Linked DNA regions of Homo sapiens: regions 1 and 3 are each linked to region 2. A link is an interaction called in ENCODE POLR2A ChIA-PET data of the cell type or tissue named here. Cell type or tissue: OCI-LY7. All regions are shown on one strand. Each heading gives the region's core, and the rest is flanking DNA. Links, peaks and the distances in the headings are about the cores only.

Region 1 (8,213 bases), core at 1,354-6,353, 420 kb after region 2:
AGTACTCCAGGGATCAGAAGGAGCCCCCCTCACACCAGTATTTATCCTTAACACTCTTGCACCTTCTGAAAGGTATCTAGATGGGAATTTCAAGGGAATTATGTACCTTTTCAAAGAAGTCCAGATGACAGAGACTCTTATAACAAAGAGTTAATACCTTATTGTAGGAAAAGATCATACAGATCATTATGAATAAACAACACCAAGAGCCCAATAGATACAAACAAGTATTTTTTAAAAATCAAAGATGGAGGCCGGGTGCAGTGGCTCATGCCTGTAATCCCAGTACTTTAGGAGGCCAAGGCAGGTGGATCACGAGGTCAGGAGTTCGAAACCAGCCTGACCAACATGGAGAAACTCCATCTCTACTAAAAACACAAAAAATATTATCTGGGCATGGTGGCACATGCCTGTAATCCCAGCTACTCAGGAGGCTGAGGCAGAAGAATCGCTTGAACCCGGGAGGCGGAGGTTGCGGTGAGCTGAGATCGCACCATTGCAGTCCAGCCTGAGCAACAAGAGCGAAACTCCGTCTCAAAAAAAAAAAAAAATCAAAGATGGAACCATTTATTTTTTAAATTGTCAAGTTAATAACAGCTTTTTAAGGAAGGAAAGAAATCCACTGCCACATAAACAGTTTCATCGTAAGAAGTATTCTGGTTTCAAAAACATTAAAGTAAAAAAAAAATGTCCGTTAGCCTAGAAAATAAGGTAATTCACAAAAGAAGTAATACAAATTGCTAACAAACTCAAATGTTCGACTCGACCATCATCAAAGAAGTATAAACAAAATAAAAATGCTGTTTTTTGCCTGTCAGCAAAGATTAAAAAACAAATTTGCAGCCCTGTCCAGCTGTTGGACAATACATCCATACACCGCTGAGAGGGGTGTAACTTAGTGCCACTTTTCTGGAAAGCAGTTTGGAACTACACAATAATAGCTTGCGAAATACTCAGTACTGTTTGACCCAGTAATTCCATGTCTGGGAGTCCGCCTTATGAAAATGGTTAGAAACGTAGATTGTGACTTAACTAGCCTGAAAAATGGAGTCTAAAAGCAAACAAGTTTAGGAATGGCTGAATGGTAGCCCCCAACTTGGAGAGTCACAATATACACTGGCTTGGTAAAGGTTTTAAGAAATAACCTACCCAACTTTTTTTTGTTTTTGTTTTTTGAGACAGAGTCTCACCTTTTTTTCCCAGCCTGGAGTGCAGTGGTACAATCTCAGCTCACTGCAACCTTCACCTCTCAGGTTCAAGTGATTCTTGTGCCTCAGCCTCCTGAGTAGCTGGGATGACAGGTCTGTGCCACCACACCCAGCTAATTTTTTGCATTTTTAGTTGAGACAGGGTCTTACTATGTTGGCCAGGCTAGTCTCAAACTCCTGGCCTCAAGTGGTATGCCTGCCTCAGCCTCCCAAAGTGCTGGAATTACAGGCATGAGCCACTACGCCTGGCCCCAACTTCATTTTTATTTTTATTTTATTTTATTTTTGAGACAGAGTCTTGTTCTGTTGCCCAGGCTGGAGTGCAGTAGCACGATCTCAGCTCACTGCAACCTCCGCCTCCCGGGTTCAAGCGATTCTTCTGCTTCAGCCTCCCTAGTATCTGGGATTACAGCTGCATGCCACCACGCCCGGCTAATGTTTGTATTTTTAGTAGAGACAGTGTTCGCCATGTTAGCCAGACATGTCTCGAACTCCTGACCTCAACTGATCTGCCTGCCTCAGCTCAAAGTGCTGGGATTACAGGCGTGAGCCACTGCACCTAGCCCAACTTCATTTTTAAACCAACTTTTTGACTGTAGAACTGTTTTTTTTCTTCATAAAATCTGCTGACATTCCATGGGTATTATACAGAGTGCAATGTATGCACAAAGATCTCCAACACCTAATTATAATGGCAAAAGGAAAGAATGTAGATATCAAACAGAATCATTAAGCAATCACCTGTGGCCATACTACCCTGAACTTACCTGATCTCATCAGACCTCGGAAGCTAAGCCGGGTAGTGGTTGGCTAGCACTTAGATGGGAAAATGATAAAGTAATCGATGGCATACAGCCATTAAGAATCACTTTTATGAAATTTTTTTTTAATTTGGGTGAGGGCATAGGCTGTAATATTAAATTTAAAGAGCAGCGTACAAAATATAATTTGACTTCATCAAGGTAGGAACTTCCACAGATAAAGACTGGACTGAAAAATGCTGAAATGTTAGCAGTGGCCATTTTGGTATTGTGCAGTCATTGGTAATTTTAAAATCATTTTTGGAAAAAAACTATACTTCAACTTTTAACAATAAGCATATATTGCTCTCACTGTAAGGAGAAAATTGGATTTAAAAAACATTCAGCTAAATCGTGCTTCACTGAGGTATTTTCCCATGTGAGCTCTGCTTGACACAGAAATCTTTATGAAGCAAGTGTACTTTTCTGTGGAAGAGGTGACTTGGGAATAATTTCTTTTACTATCCTGTTTTTTTAGCCCATTCCTGGTTTAGAAAAAAAAAATGTGCAACTCGCTGCCAGCGTTCATCTAATTTTACGTAAACATGCTCTTTGAGGCCGAAGCAAATCTGACTGATTTTAAATGCGAAAATAGAAAAACTGTTCTTGGAGTTCTTTCCTTTTTTTTTGAGATGAGTCTCGTCTTGTCACTCAGGCTGGAATGCAGTGGCGGGATCTCGGCTCACTGCAACCTCTGCCTCCCAGGTTCAAGCAATTCTCCTGCCTCAGCCTCCCGAGTAGCTGGGATTACAGGCATGCCCCACCACGCCTGGCTAGTTTTTGTATTTTTAGTAGAGACAGGGTTTCACCAGGCTGCTCTCGAACTCCTGACCTCAAGTGGTGCACCTGCCTTGGCCTCCCAAAGTGTTGGGATTACAGGCGTGAGCTACCATGCTTGGCCTTTTTAATTTTTTTAAAAAAATAGAGATGGGGTCTTGCTATGTTGACCAGGCTGGTCTCAAATTCCTGACCTCAAGTGATCCTCCCATCTTGGTCTCCCAAAGTGCTGGGATTACAGAGGTGAGCCACTGCACCCAGCCATGTTCATGGGAGTTATTTCTAAATAGAACTTGTCTCTAATCCTAATGTAACAGAAATGTATATGATGTTACATTAGGATTAAAGACAGGAGTATTCTTGGGGCAAATGGGAAATGGGTTAAAAACACCACTCCAAAGATTTTGTGAAAGCTGAAATGTCCACATGAGTTATCCTAACCCTGACCTCAGCACTGCCCTTATCCTTCACATGGGACCCAGTGCTGGGAGCCAGAGCCATCCTTGGGCTGCTGTCCCAGGATGTCTGCTCATTTCTCTGCTTCTGCTTTCCAATGTCTCTAACTTTGGTTTAAAAAAAAAAAAAAAAATTTTTTTTTTTTTTTAGACAGGGTTCTTCTGTCTGTCGCCCAGGCTGGAGTGCAGTGGCACAACCTCAGCTCACTGCAGCATCTGCCTCCCAGGCCCAAAACAATCCTCCATTTCCATTTCCCAGGTAGCTGGGACTACAGGCACATGCCACCAGGCCTGGCTAATTTTTTGTATTTTGAGTAGAGACAGGGTTTTGACTTGTTGCCCAGGCTGGTCTCGAACTCCTAAGCTCAAGCAATCTGCCTGCCTTGGCCTCCCAGAGTGCTGGGATTGCGGACATGAGCCACCATGCCTGGCCTATAAATAATTTTTTAATTATACAAGTAATGCATGAATCAGTTCTCTTTGTAAAAGATTAAAGCATTACAGAGAAGGCCAAAGTCCCCTTTATCAATACTCAACCCTGCTCCCCTCCACCTTTCCCAAAAGGAAGCTATAGGTGAATCCTTCCAGACCCTTTTCTGTGCATTTGAATACATTTCTATGCATCCATAGAAATTATATATTGTAGGTTTTTTTGTTTTCTGTTTTGTTTTTGTTTTGTTTTTTGGAGACAGGGTCTCACCCAAGCTGAAGTGCAGTGGTGCAGTCTCGGCTCACTGCACCTCAGCCTCCTGTGCTCAAGCTATCCTCCCACCCCAGCTTCCCAAGTAGCTGGGACTACAGGTGCGTGCTGCCACACCTGGCTAATTTTTGTATTTTTAGTAGAGATGGGGTTTCACACTGTTGCCTAGGCTGGTCTTGAACTCCTGGGCTCAGGTGATCCACCCGCCTCAGCCTCCCGTAGTGCTGGGATTACAGGCATGAACCACCACACCTGGCCTGTATATTGTTTTGTTCTGTTGGTGATTTACATGGCCAAATATAATACATTAGAGAAGCGTCCATTTTAGTACATGTAGCTCTACCTCCTTCACTTTTTTTTTTTTTTTTTTTTTTTTGAGACGGAGTCTCGCTCTGTCGCCCAGGCTGGAGTGCGGTGGCATGATCTCGGCTCACTGCAAGCTCCACCTCCTGGGTTCAAGCTAGTCTCCTGCCTCAGCCCCCCGAGTAGCTGGGATTATAGGCGCCATGCCTGGCTAATATTTTTGTATTTTTAGTAGAGACGGGGTTTCACCGTGTTAGCCAGGATGGTCTCAATCTCCTGACCTCGTGATCCGCCCGCCTTGGCCTCCCAAAGTGCTGGGATTACAGGCTTGAGCCACCGCGCCCAGCCTTTTTTTTCTTTTTTGAGTGTATTGGTCTTATAGTTTGTCTTCTGTGAATTGCTAGTTTATATCCTTTGCCTACTTTTTAAATTGTGGCAAAATATCCATAACATAAAATTTACCATTTTCAGCATATAGTTGAGTAGATTAAGTACAGCCACACTGTTGTGCAGCAGTCACGGCCATCCCTCTCTAGAACTCTTCATCATCCCGTACTGAAACTGTACCCATGAAACAGTAACTCCCACTCTCCCCTCCCCCTAGCCCTTGGTAACCACTGCCCTACTTTCTCTCTCTTTGAATTTGACTCAGACCTCATTAAGTCATGAGTTTCCTCATATTTATAAGATGTACCTCATTAAGCGGACTCATATAATATTCACCCTTTTGTAACTGGCTTATTTCACTTAATGTCTTCAGGGTTCATCCATGTTATACCATGTATCAGAATTTCATTCATTTTTAAGGCTGAATAATATTCTTTCTATTTTTTTTTTTAAGACAAAGTCTCATTCTGTCACCCAGGCTGGAGCGCAGTGGTGCGATCTTAGCTCACTGCCACTTCCGCCTTCCAGATTCAAGTGATTCTCCTGCCTCAGCCTTCCGAGTAGCTGGGATGACAGGCGTGCACCACCACACCTGGCTAATTTTTTGTATTTTTAGTAGAGACGGGGTTTTACCACATTGGCCAGGCTAATCTTGAACTCCTGACTTCAAGTGATCTGCCCACCTCAGCCTCCCAAAGTTCTGGGATTACAGGCGTGAGCCACCACGCCAGGCCTAGGCTGAATAATATTCTGTTGCATGTATATGCAGCATTTTGTTTGTCCCTCTGTCAGTCAGTGGACATTTGGCTTATTTTCATTCTTTGGCTATCATGAATAATGTTGCTGTGAACATTAGTGTCCAAATTCCCTGCTTTCAGTTATTTTCTGTAAACACTCAGAAGTAGAATTGCTGGATCAAATGGTAATTCTGTTTAATTTTTTGAGGAGCTGCTGTGCTGTTTTCCACAGATGGTGCACGATTTTATAATTCCACCAGCAATACATAAAAGTTCCAGTTTCTCCTCACCAACAGATATTATTTTCTGTTTTTATTGATAGTAGCCATCCTAATGGTATGGTAATTGCTTTAATTTGCATTTCCCTAATGATAAGTTATATTGAGCATCTTTTCATTTGCTTATTGGCCATTTTGTCTATCTTTTTGGGAGAAATGTCTGTTCAAGTCCTTTGCCCATTTTTGAATTGGGTTTCTTTTTTTTTTTTTTTTTTGAGAAGTCAGTCTGTTGCCAGGCTGGATTGCAGTGGCGCCATCTCAGCTCACTGCGACCTCCGCCTCCTGAGTTCTAAGCGATTCTCCTGCCTCAGCCTCCTGAGTAGCTGGGACTACAGGTGCATGCCACCACACCCAGCTAATTTTTGTATTTTTAGTAGAGACAGGGTTTCACCATGTTGGCCAGGATGGTCTCGATCTCTTGACCTTGTGATCTGCCTGTGTCAGGCCCCCAAAGTGCTGGGATTACAGGCATGAGCCACCACGCTCAGCATTGTTTGGTTTTTTGTTGTTGAGTTTTAGAAGTTCTGAGTTCATATATTCTGGGTATTAATCCCTTATCAGATGTGATTTGCAAACCTTGGTCACTTTTATTTTCTTCTTTGGGACAGAGTCTTGTTCTGTTGCCCAGACTGGAGTGCAGTGATGCAATCTCAGCTCACTGCAATCTCTGCCTCCAGGGTTCAAGTGATCCTCCTGCCACAGCTTCCCAAGTATTTAGGACAACAGGTGTGCACCCATCACCCCCGGCTAATTTTTGGGTGTTTGCTGTTGCTGTTTTTAATAGAGTTGATGGTTCACCATGTTGGCCAGGCTGGTCTTGAACTCCTGACCTGAAGTGATTAACCACCTCGGCCTCCCAGAGTGCTGGGATTACAGGCGTAGACCACTGCACCTGGCCTCATTCACTTTTACAGCTGCATAGTTTCCATAATGTCAAGACACCCCAGTTTATTCAGGCATTTGCTTCCAGCTCCTTGTCAAGATAAGCAGGCTACAGTGAACATCCTTATACATATCCCTTTATGCACCTAAGCATGCATTTCTCTAGGAAAAAAATTGCTGGATTGAGAAAGTAAAATTGCTGGATTGTACAATATGAAAATGTTAGTAGATATTGCCAAATTGCCCCATAGTATTTTAGACAAAGTTGGGTTAAAGGAGGCATTAAAATTTTCCTTTGGGGGGTAGTTGGTGGGGGGAGCTAACAGAAGGGCTGCCCGAGGGGTATGGGAGAAAGATGTGGTTCATTTCCCAACCCTGCTCCCTTTGTCCTGGGAGGGAAAGGGCTAGCCCCAGGGTATATACACACTGATGCAGAAGCCTGGACTTTATTATTATTTTTTTAAGTGAAAGCAAGTTTATTAAGAAAGTAAAGGAATAAAAGAATGGCTACTTCATAGGCAGAGCAGCCCAGAAGTCTGGGCTTTAAAGGAATCTTTCAAGCCCATTGACGGCAAGTCAGAAAGAAGAAACAGGCTGGCCTACTGTATCTTGGGAGTCACTGAACTTCCAGAAACTGCACTGAGAGGCAGGCTTCTGTATTTTTTTCTCTCACACTCTAGCAGTACTGGTCTAGTGTAACATGCTGGGAAGGAGGGTGGCCAAGATCAGGAGTCTGCACCTGATGGCTCATGGGCCAAATCCAGCCCACCACCTGTTTTTGTCAATAAAGTTTTATTGGAACACAGTCATGTCCATTTGTTTAGGTACTGCCTATGTCAGCCTCAAATAATCAAAGAGTTCGAGATCCAGCTAAAAGGGTTTATTGAAGCACAAAGTGTGAAGGCGGCTGTCTGGGGACACACAAATCCCAGGAAATGGTGATCAGTGCTCCCAGTGTGGGGAAAAGTGGGGATCATTTATATGACAAAAACGGAGGTACTGAACAGAATTATAACATTTTCCATACAATGGCTAACATACAGATGTAAGATTTGATTGGCTACTATGGATTACACTCTTAGGGGGTTGCCTACCATTCTGTTGTAAAGAGGTAATAATCACAAGGATCTCTATCTCCAGTCCATTCAGCCTAGGTTTGAGGGAAGAACAGGGAGTCTGGTTAACGTGTAACATCTCAACACAAAGGTCAGGAAGCAGTGGCCATGCGCCAGAGAAGAAAAGCAGCTGTGTTACATGACTGTTTCCAGCACTTTTTCCCTTGGCATAATGCATTTAGAAGGTCCTGAAATGTTATTTTCTTTTTACATCTATGGCTGCTTTTGTGCTGCAGTGGCAGAGTTGAGTAGTTGCAACAGAGACCATGTGGTCCACAAAGCCTAAGATGTGGCCAGGCACAGGGGCTCACACCTGTAATCCCAGCACGTTGGGAGGCCAAGGTGGGCAGATCACTTCACCCCAGAAATTCAAGACCAGCCTGGGCAACATGGTGAAACTCTGTCACTACAAAAAATACAAAAATTAGCTGAGCACAAGGACATGTGCCTGTAGTCCCAGCTGCTCAGGAGGCCAAGATGGGAGGATTGCTTGGGCCCAGGAGGTCAAGGCTGCAGTGAGCCAAGATCATGCCACTGCACCCTAGCCTGACAGAATGAGACCCTGTCTCAA
Region 2 (6,331 bases), core at 1-5,000:
AGTGGTTGGAAAATGTTTTGTGATGCATAAAAACTGTGCGAAATTCGAGATTCCGTTTTCATAAAGTTTTCTTGGGACACAGCCACACTAATTGGTGTAAACATATTGTCTCTGGCTGCTTTCACGTTGCAGCGGCAGAGTTGAATAGTTTCATCACCTGCAAAGCCTCACAACACAAACGCTTAACGTTTCCTGAGCCTGTGGTCAATGCCAGACCCTGTGGTAGGTGCTTTGCATACATCAGCTCATATAATCCTCGAAGCTGCCTTTAGAAATGAGGAAACTGAAGCTGAGAGGGAGAATGTGCCTTGCTCAAGGGCACACAGAGTAATGGCAGAGCCAGGACTCAAGTCCAGGCACATGAAATAATGTTCTTGATCTTAACCCCTAGCCTGGGATGGTGCAGGCTGAACGGTGAGCTCCAGCACATCAGCAATTACTATATGTAAGGAAAAAGGAGTAGCTTAGCAGCAGGTAAGCTATTTCTTCTGTGTGTGTGTAATAGGGTCTTGCTCTGTGGCCTAATCTGGAGTGCAGTGGCGTGGTCATAGCTCACTGCAGCCTCAAACTCCTGGTCTCAAGCAAGCAATCCTCCTGCCTCAGCCTCCCCAGTAGCTGTTACAGGAGCACACCACCACGCCCAGCTCCAAGTAATCTATTTCAAGGTGAGACTTGAGCAGTGAAATTTCCTTCTCAGAGGAGCAAATATTGCTAAGATAAATCTGGTGTATGTCGTCTGTGTGAAGACCATAAAACCACACTTCACCGCACCTGACATCTGTGAGAGTCAAAGACTCAAAGTGAATATGTTTCTGCTTCTAGGAATGAAGCCCAAGAAAAATACTCCAAGTTGCCTTCCAAGATTGAAGCAATGATATCTGAGGTGAGAGAAATATTGGGAAAAAACACAGACTCCCCTACTACAGAAACCTGTCCCTTGATGGAATGTGACGCAGGCATGAAAGTTATATTTATACTGAATGCTTATAAAGCACTCAAGACCTGTTAGGTAGAAAAGAGAGGGCACAGAAGTATATAAACAGCATAATTCAAGTGTGCTTGCATGCTGAGAGGACAGACTGAAAGAAATGCTGACGGTGCCTATCTCTGGGTGGCATAATTATTAATGCCCCTTTCCTTTTAAATATATTTTCTTTTCTATATTTGTATATAGAAAAAATGTATATAATGATGTCTATTTTACTTTTTTTTCTTTTTTTTTTTTTTTTTTTTTTTTTTTTTGAGACAGAGTCTCACTCTGTCGCCCAGGCTGGAGTGCAGTGGCACGATCTCAGCTCACTGAAACCTCTGCCTCCTGGGTTCAAGTGATTCTCCTGCCTCGGCCTTCCTAGTAGCTGAGATTACAGGTGCTCACTACCATGGCCTGCTAGTTTTTGTATTTTTAGTAGAGACGGGGTTTTGCCATGTTGGCCAGGCTAGTCTCAAGCTCCTGGCCTCAAGTGATCCACCGGCCTCCACCTCCCAAGGTGCTGGGATTACAGGCATGAGCCATCATGCCTGGTCTACTACTTTGTTTAATTGTTACAACTGCCTCATGAGGTAGGTACTATTAGTATCCCCATTTTGTAGATTAAAAAAAATGTTCCAGAGAGGTTAAGAAACTCGCCTAAGGTCACAGAGCTAGTAAGTGGCAAAGCCAGAGTCTGAACCTAGGGTGTCCTATGAAAGAGCCTGCATTCAATCACAATAAATATTGGTTCAATATATAAGTGATTCCAGCTCCTCCTTGCAGACCTTGCCTGCTGTGATTGGTCTAAGAGGACCCAGTTCTCCCCACCTCCTCGCAACACCGTGTGAGCCTGCTTGGGGTGTGGAGCAGGAATTGCAATCAGCAAAGCCAGTGGGTGTTAGGTTCCTCTCTACACTGGAGCCCAGTAGTGGGCTAGCCTAGGAAGCAAGAGCTGTTTATGGGTCTTCTGAGAAAAATGTGCTCCTGGTTGTAACTAACTGCCTGCTACTGTTGGAACAGCCCCATGTTAAAGCAAAAACATGGCTCATTGGGCCCCTACTTGGAGCTCTCTTACAAGTGGATCCTGAGCAACTAGAGATTTGGTATTCAAACAAACAACCTATAACCTCTTTATACTTAAATGATCATCCGTGCACTAAATTCAGTCTTCCTTCCATTCGCTGATGGATGAAAATGCCTGCAGCCTCATGGTGGTCCCCAGTCCCCAGAGGCAACACCACAGCCTGTACAGCTGCATGTGTGCAGTGGTCTATTTAATTGCGTTTTGCTTCTTTGTTGTTTCGGGGTGGGGAACTGTTCCCACCAGTGACAAGCACAGCTGTAATAAAGCCTCATATTATAGAGACAAAGAGAGGAAGGCTTGGAGGCTTGGGTGCCAAAAGCCAGCGCAACTTAGCTTCAGCCTGGTATTTACCAAGCTTAGGTTGGTCAACAGTACAGTTATTAAAGAAAATGAAAAATTAAACATTTGTGGAATCCTGAACATATGTGGCTAGGCAAGGACTATAACTGACAGGCCAGGTATAGCCTGAGATTTTATAATCTATGTGTAACTTGTCAGGAACTGTTATCCCTCCCCGACCAGGTGCTGGCTTCCTATGCAAACCTGTGTCCGCTTCCCTAAAAATGGGGAAAACAGGGGTGACGTCGCTTATAGAATCCCACCTCCCTTGCCAGTGGTCACTGTCCCTCCAAGGAAACTGAGGCTCCCTGGTGGCGCAGGAGGGCACAGGCGGACCGGAGCCCAGCCAGACTGCAAAGCCCATTAAAAGCCTGTTCCTTCCTCCGAGGAAAGCAAGAGTCTTGCTGGTTGTGCCGCTTGTTTCTCAGGGCAGTGGTCTTTTCAGTTTACTCACAATGGGACCTTTTGTTCGAATGAAAGCAACGGTCTCATGAAATAGAATAAGAACAGAGCTGCTCGCAAGCAAGGCCCAGAAGGGAGGAGGGGAAGTCACGCCCAGCTGCCTGCCCTCCCCCGTTCCCCTGCTGCTAGGGGGGCTCACGGGCTACAGCTTGCTGATTTGAATCATCCAAAGGGGAAATGGTCCACTGTGGGCCTGCTCCAGCCAGGATTCAATTCCCTTTCTCAAATGGGAACAGAGCTCTGGGGAGTTCACTTTCGGCCCCAGATTTTCGCTGCCAATCTGGGCGGCACTAGGAACCAGTTTCTGGGCTGGAGACTGCAGCATGAAGCCATTCCTCCAGAGTGGAAGAAAACAGGGGCTCCCCAGCTCACTGGGTCTGCTTGGGCTGGGGGTAGCCAGCGCTGCTGGTCCCAGACCTGGAAGGCCAGAGGGCAAACAAATGTTAGAAATGTACTCCAGACTCCGTGATTCTTCCCCAGAGGGTAGTGGCTGAAGGAATCCATGCCTCTGGCAGACATCCTCAATCACCTGGCCTCAAAGACCCCTGGGAAGGGGTCTTTAGGGGAGAGACCTTGGTGTTGTTTGAGGAGGCCAGGGGCCTGGCAATAGGAGTCCTGGGATATTTTGTGGAATTTAAGATCAGAAATAAAGCTGGACCTTAGGCATGGACTCGGGGAGCTACAGGGACCCAGAAGCCCTTTCTTCATCACTGTGTATCTGCTCTGCCTGCGTGGTCCCTGGCTTCCCCAACTCCCAGGCCCCCATAAAGGAAAACCCAGATCTGATGCCACTGATGGTGGCTCCAAGGGGCTCATAGGTCACCTGGAGTTGACTGTGCTCCGGGACAGTCTTATTCTGTGAGCAAAGTACCGCTGGGCGGATAATGCAATATGTGCTCCCATCCCAGATAATGTCTACATTTTCAACTATTCAGTCTTTCAGTAAGTACTGATTGGCACATCATGCCAGATTCTGGGGATCCTGGTGAAGGAAACCAGTGCCTGTCCTCATGCGGCTTATATTCAATTCAGGGAAGACACTCAAAACTCCAATGAGATGATAGATCAGCTATCAGTGCTACTAAGGTGCTACGGGCACTATTTACATATGGGGGTCAGGTGAAGTGCTGGGAAGGGCAGACACTGGAGGTGGGGAAAGGATGGGCACTCCCGAGAGAACAGCACCTGCGAAGCTCAGGGGTAGAAGGCCTCCTGAACACAAGAGAACATCAGGAGAGGATGAGGGGCGGCAGGGCAGGCAACACGGGGCCTCCTAAGCCAGTGGTGAGGATTTAGTTTTTATTCTGAGTGGGATGGGAAACCATGGAGGGTTTGAAGCCTTAGACACAGGGGTCAATGAGCTTTTTCTTAAAGGGCTACACAGTAAATATTTTAGGCTTTGTGGCCATACGATCTCTGTTGCAGCTACTCAACTCTTCAAGTATAGAGCAAAAGCAGCCACAGACAAGGCACAGTGTGTTCCAATAAGCTTTACTGATGGACACTGAAATTTGAATTTCATATCATTTTTACTTGTCACTAAATATTGTTTTTTCCCCCAACCATTTAAAAATGTAAAAAGCCTTCTTAGCTTGTGGGCTACACAGAAGCTTCCGGCAGGTTGGAGTTAGCCCATGGGCCTTAGCATGTCTTCCCCCACCTTGATACCTGAAAAGGTGACTATGGCTGCAGCTCTGAGAACAGATTCAAGTGGGTGGGGGAAGCTGGGTTAGGAAGCTGTGACTGTTAACCTTGTCAACTTGACTGGGCAATGGCGTGCCCAAATATCTGGTCACGCGTTACCCTGGGTGTGTCTGTGAGGGTTTTCTGGATGAAATGAACATTTGAATCTGTGGGTTGAGTAAAGCAGGTTGCTCTCTCTGGTGTGGGTGGGTGGATCCATTCAGTTGAGGGCCTGAATAGAACAAAAAGGCTGAGTAATAAGGAATTCCTTGCAGGCGTGTGGCTCATGCCTGTAATTCTAGCACTTTGGGAGGCCGAGGTGGGAGGATCACCTGAGGTCAGGAGTTTAAGACCAGCCTGGCCAACATGGGGAAACCCCATCTCTACTAAAAATACAAAAATTAGCCAGGCGTGGTGGCGCATGCCTGTAGTCCCAGCTACTTGGGAGGCTGAGGCAGGAGAACTGCTTGAACCCAGGGGGTGGAGGCTGCAGTTAGCCAAGATCGTGCCACTGCATTCCAGCCTGGGCGACAGAGTGAGAGACTCCATCTCAAAAAAAAAAAAAAAAAAAAAAAGGAATTACTCCTGCCTGCCTTCAAGCTGGGACATCAGTTTTTAGCTGCTTTCCAATCTGAACTGAAAAACTCAGCTCTCCTGGGTCTCTCTGGTTTGTTGACTGCAGATCTTGGAGCTTAGCAGCCTCCATAATCATGAGTCAATTCCTTAAATACATCCCGATCTCTCTCTCTCTTCCCCCACGCAGACCCTATTGGTTCTCTTCTTCTGGAGAACGCTAATAGAGAGGCTCTGTCCACGCAGAAATGATGGGAGCACAGGCTGGGGGAGTCACCGGGCAGGTGTGAGAAGTAGCTGGGATATGGATGCACTGTGAAACCAGAGCCTGGGTGTGGGATACGCAAGAAGAGATGGGAGTCAAGGAGGCTCAGAGGTGGAAGAGCATGAACTTCCTCCTGTAGACAAAAGGGATAATCACTTGTGTCTCCTTCAGAGACCTTGACAGAAAACATCACTCTAGAAGCAAAACAGGGAACAGGCGGTTGGAGGCAGAGAAACCAGCTACAAGGCTGTTCGGACACTAGACTGTTATCTACATGGGGAGGCACCTGGCAGGTGGCCAGATCCCCAGATGGAATCTCCACCTTGTGGTTTATGAGGCATTCTAGGCCACTGCCTCCTGAAGACACTGCTCAGGGTGGTAAGAACTCATTTTGCATTTGGGGAGCTGTAGGTGGGGATGGTGATAAGCAGCCCAGGATTTTGTTCGCCAAGAGGTATTATTCCAACTTCCACAACCCAAATAGCATCTCTGCACGGAAATGAAGCTGCAACAGCTCCCTGTCATGGATGGGGCACTTCCCAGTTCTCAGACTTCATCACTAGAGCCCCCAAGCTTGGATGTTGTTGCTGAACTCCCTCAAGGCACTAAGTGTTAGCCTGAGCACCTCTCCTGGCTGGACCAGGGGTCACTTGCTCCATTACAGTTCTCTCCAGCTCGGTGACACTCTCACTGTAAATGCAAGTTCTCACTCAGTGAATGCCAAGACGAATGCAACCCTACCTAGTGGGGTAGAGATTAGGAAATGGGCGATGAGAGGCACAGGGCTCTTGGGAAGGGAGCCCTGCTGCTGGGGGCCTGAGAGACACCCAGTGGAGAGGAGCCTGGACAAACTTGGCAACCAGCCCCAACCACGTTCCGCAGCATTTTGGGGGCCAGGCACCCTGTGTGTGATCCCTTTCCACTGTAACCAGGCCTGCTCCCTGCTCTTCCCCTC
Region 3 (8,213 bases), core at 1,498-6,497, 290 kb after region 2:
TTGAAATGGGCAAAAATGTCTTGTAGTTGTACCTTTATAGGTTACCTTCACCTGTCATTGTCTTTGAGCTATGTTGTAGAAAAATGATAGTAATGTAAATGATTCTAGTATTAATACATAGAAATGCAAATAGTGCCTGGTGGTGATGCAGTTGACTGCCCTATACATATTGACCAGTTTTGCCTCTAATTGTAAATTCACTTCAGCATTTCTGATTGCCTGTATATGTGTTTGCTTTGACTTCTCCTTTGAACCAGTTGTACCCTCTTATTTGTGTTAGTAGACAATTCTCTTTGGGTCTCTGACATTTCTGCATGTTTTGAGTAGATGCGCTGACTACCTTTGTTCTGGACTATATTTTCAAGGATATTTGTTTAGCAAACAGCCTTGGAAGAAAGAGAATGTCTCCCCTTGGCTCAAATAGTAGTTTGCTTATGGCTTTCGAAGATAAAATGTCTCTCTCCAGAGCAAAGGACAGGCATGCTTACTGTCTAGTATAAAAGGTTGGGGTTCCCTAAGCTCAGGGATCTTCTCTTGTTACACAACTCAATACTTTTGTTGGTATTGCCTGCCCCTCTTCATGTTACCCTGGGGGATTGGGGGCTTGAGGAACTGGTGTAGGAAAATGCCGATACTCTGGCTACTGCAATTGCTATGAGTAATATGGTCCTTTGTCTCTGACCCAGGAGTGTTGTGTCCTCTGCTAGCACCTGTGGGAGCTGTGAAAGGCTAACTTGTCAGCTTGCAAATAGGTCACACTCAGACTTTAAGTAATTCTTAACTGATTCATTTATTAATTAATGAGTTAATTGAAGTCTGTCATGTATTAATTTTATATTTGTACGAGAGGCATGATTTTACCTTTTGTTTAAAATTTTTCCTTTAACTCATCTATCACCTTGTAATATACTATATAATTTCTCATCATGCTATTGTCTCCCCTTCCCCCCAAATATAAGCCCACAGGGCAGAAATATTTGTCTTTTGTAATTAGAATTCACTGACGTATTCTAATGACAAAGACTCTCTCTCTCTCTTTTTTTTTTTTTTTTTTTGAAAGAGGCTCTCACTCTGTTGCCCAGGCTGGAGCAGGATTGTGCAGTGGCACAATCTTCGCTCACTGCAACCCTCCACACCTGCAGGCTCAAGTGATCCTCCCACTTCAGCCTCCTGAGTAGCTGGGACCACAGGCACACCAAGTCAGGCTACTTTTTTGTACTTTTTATAGAGATGGGGTCTTACCATTTGCCCAGGCTGGTCTTGAACTCCTGAGCTCAAGTGATTCACCTGCCTCAGCCTCCCAAAGTGCTGGGATTAAAGGCATGAGCCACCATGCTCAGCTGACAAAAAACTCTTTTTTTTTTTTTTTTGAGAGAGAGTCTCATACCATCGCCCAGGTTGGAAAGCAGTGGTGCTATATTGGCTCACTGCAACCTCCGCCTCCTGGGTTCAAGCAATTCTCCTGACTTGGCCTCCCGAGTAGCTGGGATTACAGGCACATGCCATCATGCCTGGCTACTTTTTGTATTTTAGTAGAGATGAGTTTCACCATTTTGGCCAGGCTGGTCTCAAACTCCTGACCTCAAGTGGTCCACCTGCCTCAGCCTCCCAAAGTGCTGGGATTACAGGTGTGAGCCACCATGCGCAGCCAACCCCCACACCCCCCTGACCCCCACCATTTTAACCAAACTTTTGTCAGGCTCCTCTGAGTCTTTTTAAAATTTCATCCTCACCCTTGGGCTCTGTCTAGTTTTGACAAGATACTGCTGAATCAGTCTAGCGAAAATGCACACCTTTGATATTTTTGATCCAATTCCTCACCCCCCACCCTTGATTTCTTATCACCCTGGCCTGTGATGGGGTTCAGGACATGCCAACCCTCAAATATGGCACCTTGGCATTTTGAATATTTTAAGTCAAAATAATTGGAGAAACAGCATGTGGAGAAGGGGCCTCTGACCTTCCTTTGCCCCTCACCCCTGAAGCAGGTCATAAAACCCAGACGGATTTTCTGATTTTTTTTTTTTTTTTGAGACAGAACCTCACTCTGTCACCCAGGCTGGAATGCAGTGGTACAATCTCGTCTCACAGCAAGCTCCGCTTCTCAGGCTCAAGCGATCCTCCCAGTTCAGCCTCCCAAGTAGCTGGGAACACAGATGCACGCCACCACACTCGGCTCAGTTTTTGTAGTTTTGATAGAGACAGGGTTTCACCATATTGCCCAGGCTGGTCTCGAACTCCTGAGTTCAAGCAATCTGCCCGCGTCAGCCTCTCAGAGTGCTGGGATTACAGGCATGAACCACCATGCCCGGCCATTTTATGACTTTATTTTGAAGCAAATCATAAAACCCTCAGGTGAGAGGTGCCCTGCCTATACCCAGAGAAAAAGAAAATCCTTATCTCCAAAGACACAGGGACAGAAAAGAATCTGAACAGGCCTTGCTGACTTTCCCCCAGTTTGTTACCACTAGGTCACACTCTTCGTCCTGTCATATTTCTCTACGACTCTCCACTGTTCATCAAATCTGGCACAAAGATACTCAGGCTTAACCATTTCTCCAGGTCTTCCTTTCCTTATGAAGGCTCCTATGCCACATCAAACTTAGATGAAATACGTTCATATGCTTTTCTTAATCTGTCTTTTGTTATAGGGGCCTCAGTCATAAAACCAGGATGAATAGAAGGAAAGATATGCTTCCTCCCCTATACTTGCCTTCAGCAATAGTCCTTTTTAAATATTTATTTATTTAGTTAGTTAGTTAGTTAGTTAGCTAGTTATATTTTTAGAGACAGGGCCTCGCTCTGTTGCCCAGGCTGGAATGCAATGGTGTGATCACACCTCACTGCAGCTTTGACTTCCCCAGGCCCAGACAATCCTCCTGCCTCAGCCTCCTGAGTAGCTGGGACCACAGGCATGCGAATTTTTTCTACATTTTGTAGAAATGGGGTCTCACTATGTTGCCCAGGCTGGTCTTGAACTCCTGAGCATAAGCAATCCTCCCACTTTTGCCTCCCAAGGTGCTGGGATTACGAGTATGAGCCTGGCCCAGCAATAATCCTATCAAGTCGGTTTAACCAGAAACCATCTTATCCTTGACATTTCCTCTTAGTAATTTTCCATCCACTGACTCCCCCACCCTGCTCCCTGGCTATAAATCCCCACTTTGAATACTTGCGTATACAGAAAGGAGCCCAGTTCTATACTGAGGTCTCTCTCCTCCTATTGCAATTGTTACTAAATGAAATTTTCCTTCACTGCTTTCACTTCTGTCCAGCTCTGGCTTTTTTGGACACTGACACATAGACCAGTACCTGGCGTGTAGAAAATACATACTAAGTAAATGACTTGCCCAAAGTGACACAGGTACTTGGTGCTGGAACCCAGGTCTCCTAATTTCCAGCTGTGGGCTTGTTCTACAGTTTTACTTTCCCACCCAGGTATAAGAGAGAGCTTTTCAACAGGGGTTGGCAAACTCTGACCAAATCTGGTCCCTTGCCTGTTTTTTGCCTGACCTATGTGCTAAAAATGTTTTTTTCGAATGATTTTTAGAAATTAAAAGAAGAGGAAATAATGAGGCATAAAAATGACCCAAAATTCAAATTTGCATGGAAACACAAGCAATGCTTGTTCATTTATATTGTTAAAAGAAAGACCTTGGACAAATTAAATGTAACAGAGTTTAATTGAACAAACAGTAAATCGTGAATCAGGCAGCCCCCAAGCCAGAATAGGGTCAGAGACAGACTGGTACTGCCAAGTGTTTAAAGGTTTATGGACAGAAACAGGAAAGTAACAGAAGACGGAAGTGAGATACAGAAATTGCTGGACTGGTTACAGCTCAGTGTTTGCCTTATTTGAATAGAGTTTGAACAGTTGATTGCTTTTTTTTTTTTTTTTTTTTTAGAGAGAATCTCGCTTTGTTGCCCAGGCTGGAGTGCAGTGGCGTCTTCTCGGCTCACTGCAGCCTCAGCCTCCCCAGTTCAAGCAATTCTGCCTCAGCTTCCTGAGTAGCTGGGATTATAGGCATGTGCCACCACACTCAGCTAATTTTTGTATTTTTAGTAGAGATGGGGTTTCGCCGTGTTGGCCAGGCTGGTCCTGAACTCCTGACCTCAGGTGATCCTCCCACCTCGGCTCCCAAAGTCCTGGGATTACAGGCATGAGCCACTACGCCTGGTGAGTTGACTGCTTTTGAGTGGCGGAAATCAGCGATTGGCACAAGAGTAGATTACAGTCTGTTCACACATCCAGTTAGGTTACAGTTCATACAGCTCACTATGTATGGAGAAACTTTAGGCTGAACTTAAAATATGCAAGGAGGCAGCTTTAGGCTGGACTTAATTTAACAATATGCCGTCCACTGTTGTGCTGCTACAAACAACAGAGTTATGTGGCCTGCAAATCCTAAAATATTTACTACCTGACCTTTTATAGAAAAAGATTGCTAACCCCTGTTTTACGACATTCCCCTGAATCCTTAGTTTAAGCATTAGGATGCTTAGCTTAAGCATTCTACTCTTAGGAGAGGCAATCTGTGCTCAGTCAATACCAAACCCTGTGATTGACTCTACAATCAAAGCACATCAGCAGAGCATTTAACACAGACTCTCCCACACCCCCACAGTGAGATGGGACTCCACTACCTCACTCAATCCTTATACCAATAAACAAAACTATTAACTATGATTATAGAGGCCTAATATAAAAGATAATTGGGCAAACCCCGAACACAAGCAGGAACTTGATTCTTTTATCCTCTAACCTGAGTTCAATGCTGAGAATTTAGTGTTATCTTAAAAGTCAGAATGGCTTAAAAGCACAGGCATAAAAAAGCATATAGACTTTTCTTTGCATTTGTTTCTTTTTGTCCAGAGGTTCCCACCTCCAGCTGCACAATAGAATCACATGGAGAGCTTTTAAAACTTACTAATGCTTGAGCTCCACCTGCTCTCCCAAGTCCTGATTAAATGGGTCTGGGCACTGTTTAAAAGCTTCCCGGCTCTGCATGGTGGCTCACGCCTGTAATCCCAGCACCTCGGGAGGCCGAGGTGGGTGGATCACGAGGTCAAGAGATTGAGACCATCCTGGCCAACATGGTGAAACCCCGTCTCTACTAAAAAATACAAAAAATTAGCTGGGCGTGATGGCGGTCGCCTGTAGTCCCAGCTACTCGGGAGGCTGAGGCAGGAGAATAACTTGAACCCGGGAGGTGGAGCTTGCAGTGAGCCGAGATTGCGCCACTGCACTCCAGCCTGGCGACTGAGCGAGACTCCGTCTCAAAAAAAAAAAAAAAAATGCTTCCCGGGTGAGTCTGTTATGTGGCCGTGGTGGAGAGCCAACTTGGTCCTCAAACTTAATGTGCACATTAGAATTATTGCTCAGGATCATATCCATAAAGCTCTGAGTACTATACTTCGTGAGGGCTCTTTAGGGGATTTGCGATGATAATTTTATTTTTTTATTTTTATTTTTTTTACACACACAGAGTCTCGCTCTCACCCAGGCTGGATTGCCGAGGCACAATCATGGCTCACGGCAGCCTGGAACTCATGGGCTCAGGCAGCCCTTCTGCCTCAGCCTCCCAGCTAGTAGCTAGGACTACAGGCACACACCACCATGCCCAGCTAATTTTTTAAATTTTTTGTAGAGACAGGGTCTTGCCATGTTGTCCAGGCTGTTCTTGAACTCCTGGCCTCAAGTGATCCTCCTGCCTCTTCCTCCCAAACCGCTAGGATTATGGGTGTGAGACACCATACCCAGCCATAATTTTAACCTATATTACATTTTCACCTTAAAATACTATTAGGCCCAGGAGATCAAGGCTGCAGTGAGCTATGATCACACCACTGCTCTCCAGCCTGGGTAACAGAGCAAGACCCTGTCTCAAAAAAAAGAAAAAGTAATGCTATTAGAAAAAATTAACTGAGAGGCCATTAGTCTGAGACAGCTCCAGTGTTGTGGGGTCCTAGGCGAGCAAACTGAAATCAGTTAAGAGTAACTTAACTGCAAACCAAAAATGAAATCCTAAGCTCCCAATCTACTGAACGAATCCCTTCTTGGCCAAGGGGACCCCAGAGAAACCTGAAAAACTGAATTCCGGCCATGATGGGAAGGAGGTTCAGACATACCTCCTTCTTATACCCCCTCCCTCTTGGAGTTTAGGCACAGCTGACCAGCATTAACATTAAAACAAAGATCGTAAGACCGACAAAACAGACTCTTCGTGGCAATCAGATACCAAATTCCAACTTGACTCTAGTAGAACATCACTCAACAGACAGCAGACCCTGAGGGAAATCAAAATATTTTACTCCCAAATATAATTCTTTTTTTTTCGTTTTTGAAATGGAATCTCACTCTGTCGCCTAGGCTGGAGTGCAGTGGTGCAATCTCTGCTCACTGCAACCCCCACCTGCTGAGTCCAAGCGATTCTCCTGGCTTAGCCTCCTGAGTAGCTGGGATTACAAGCACATACCACCGCAACCAGCTAATTTTTGTACTTATAGTGTAGACGGGGTTTTGTCATGTTGGCCAGGCTGGTCTCTAACTCCTGGCCTCAGCCTACCTGCCTCGGCCTCCTAAAGTGCTGGGACTACATGCACGAGCCACCACGCCTGGCCTGCAACTTTTCAGCCTCTTTTCTGTGAATAAATAAATAAATAAGTAAATTTAACTAACATGCTATTTCTTTTTGCACCTGTAGTCCCAGCTACTTTGGGGGCTGAAGTAGGAAGATCTCTTGAGCCCAGGAGGTGGAGGCTGCAGTGAGCCATGACTGTGCCACTGCACTCCACCCTGGGTGAAAGAATGAGACCTTGTCTCAAAAATAATAATAATAATAGGCCAGGCACAGTGGCTCACACCTGTAATCCCAGCACTTTGGAAGTCCAAGGCAGTCAGATCATCTGAGGTCAGGAGTTTGAGACCTGCCTGGCCAACACTGCAAAACACCATCTTTACTAAAAAAAATACAAAAATTAGCCAGACATGGTGGTGCCACCTGTAATCCCAGCTACTTGGGAGGCTGAGGCAGGAGGATTGCTTGAACCCAGGAAGCGGAGGCTGCAGTGAGCTGAGATCAAGCCACTGCACTCCAGCCTGGGCGACAGAGCAAGACTCCGTCAAAAATAAAAAATAAAAAAATAATAATAATAAATTTAATAATAATAATTTTGAAAAGGAAGATTCACAGCAAACCATGTGAAGGGGCCTAGTTTACCTGAGCTGGCTGACAAGAAAATCTGCTCTGTTTTAATCCAATAAGGAAAGTCACTTTGAAACAACCCACCTGCTTTTTGTTCCCTGTTTCTGTTTTCTTCAGCTCTTTTCTACTGATTCATAAATCGCTGTCCGCTCAGATAAACTCTTCAAAATTACCTCTGTTTTTCTTTAATGTGCCTTGGTTTATGTTTTAACAGTGCGAACTTCAGAGCCCAAACCCTGACATAAGATGTGGCTCCTCTAAGATTAGCTCCATCGCGACAAGACTGTCCAGGTTTCTACAGAGTGTCTTGGAAACCACAGAAGTAGTACAAGGCCAATCCCTTAAGGGCAGAGCCTGGGGTGGGAGTGTGTGCATGACTGTGTATGTGCCGAGGGTGTGGGAGTAGTTAGCTGGCAAAGACAACCAAGATACTCACTGCCGCAGACATCTCCTGCCTGGAAGAGTTCTGTGGTGAGTAGAACTAACCCGTAGTAAGAGAATGCATTGGAAAACCTGCCAGGAGAAAGCAAGAAAGGTAAAGAAATGATCAGAGGAACACCAGTCCCCTTTCCCTACCCCCTTGGGAAGGGCCAATGTCTACAGCAGCAGGGACCAGTCTTTGGGCTTCACTGGGATTTTGGGGGCTTTACTGGGGACCTTGAGCAAGAAGATGGTAGGTAAAAAAGCATCACGATATGATCAAAGGGAAGTGATCCTGTGTCCTTTGAAAGACCAAGAACTGTCAGAGGTGTTTGAACCAGAGCACCTCCATCTTGAATAGGGGTTGGGTAAATGAAGGCTGAGACCTACTGGGCTGCATTCCCAGATGGTTACGCATTTTAAGTCACAGGATAAGATAGGAGGTCGGCCAAGATACAGATCATAAAGACCTTGCTGATAAAGCAGGTTGCAGTAAAGAAGCCAGCTATGAATCCACCAAAACCAAGATGGCGATGAGAGTGACCTCTGGTCATCCTCACTGCTACACTCCCACCAGTGCCGTTACAG

The links. Peaks named below come from ENCODE experiments on the same cell type or tissue, not always from the same donor. Only the 100,000 strongest peaks of a DNase experiment are listed, where the experiment ranks them.
Region 1: POLR2A ChIA-PET joins it to region 2 with 5 read pairs; 2 of 35 experiments call an interaction of 5 or more read pairs at or near these places.
Region 3: POLR2A ChIA-PET joins it to region 2 with 5 read pairs; 1 of 35 experiments calls an interaction of 5 or more read pairs at or near these places.

The regions. Positions count from the first base shown.
Region 1 is chr12:109,058,037-109,066,249 of GRCh38, forward strand. It overlaps USP30 (ubiquitin specific peptidase 30), which reads left to right. Exons shown (of 13, transcript NM_032663.5): 3 at 1-72. It also overlaps the pseudogene RNA5SP372. Among named protein-coding and RNA genes, the nearest start is that of USP30-AS1, 8.2 kb to the left of the region's middle. In OCI-LY7, for the core only: no CTCF peak of the experiment used is centred there; DNase peaks (open chromatin) are centred at 4,195 and 4,835; H3K4me3 peaks cover 2,144 bases; H3K27ac peaks cover 5,000 bases.
Region 2 is chr12:108,635,573-108,641,903 of GRCh38, forward strand. It overlaps MIR4496 (microRNA 4496), which reads left to right and starts at 238; the gene lies at 238-298. It overlaps LOC105369968 (a long non-coding RNA gene), which reads left to right. Exons shown (of 3, transcript XR_007063449.1): 2 at 1-665; 3 at 823-6,331. In OCI-LY7, for the core only: a CTCF peak has its summit at 2,679; DNase peaks (open chromatin) are centred at 199, 1,869, 2,239, 2,889 and 2 weaker places; H3K4me3 peaks cover 4,578 bases; H3K27ac peaks cover 5,000 bases.
Region 3 is chr12:108,926,554-108,934,766 of GRCh38, forward strand. SVOP (SV2 related protein) reads right to left here. Exons shown (of 16, transcript NM_018711.5): 11 at 7,642-7,718. Among named protein-coding and RNA genes, the nearest start is that of DAO, 51 kb to the left of the region's middle. In OCI-LY7, for the core only: no CTCF peak of the experiment used is centred there; a DNase peak (open chromatin) is centred at 3,818; H3K4me3 peaks cover 633 bases; H3K27ac peaks cover 1,075 bases.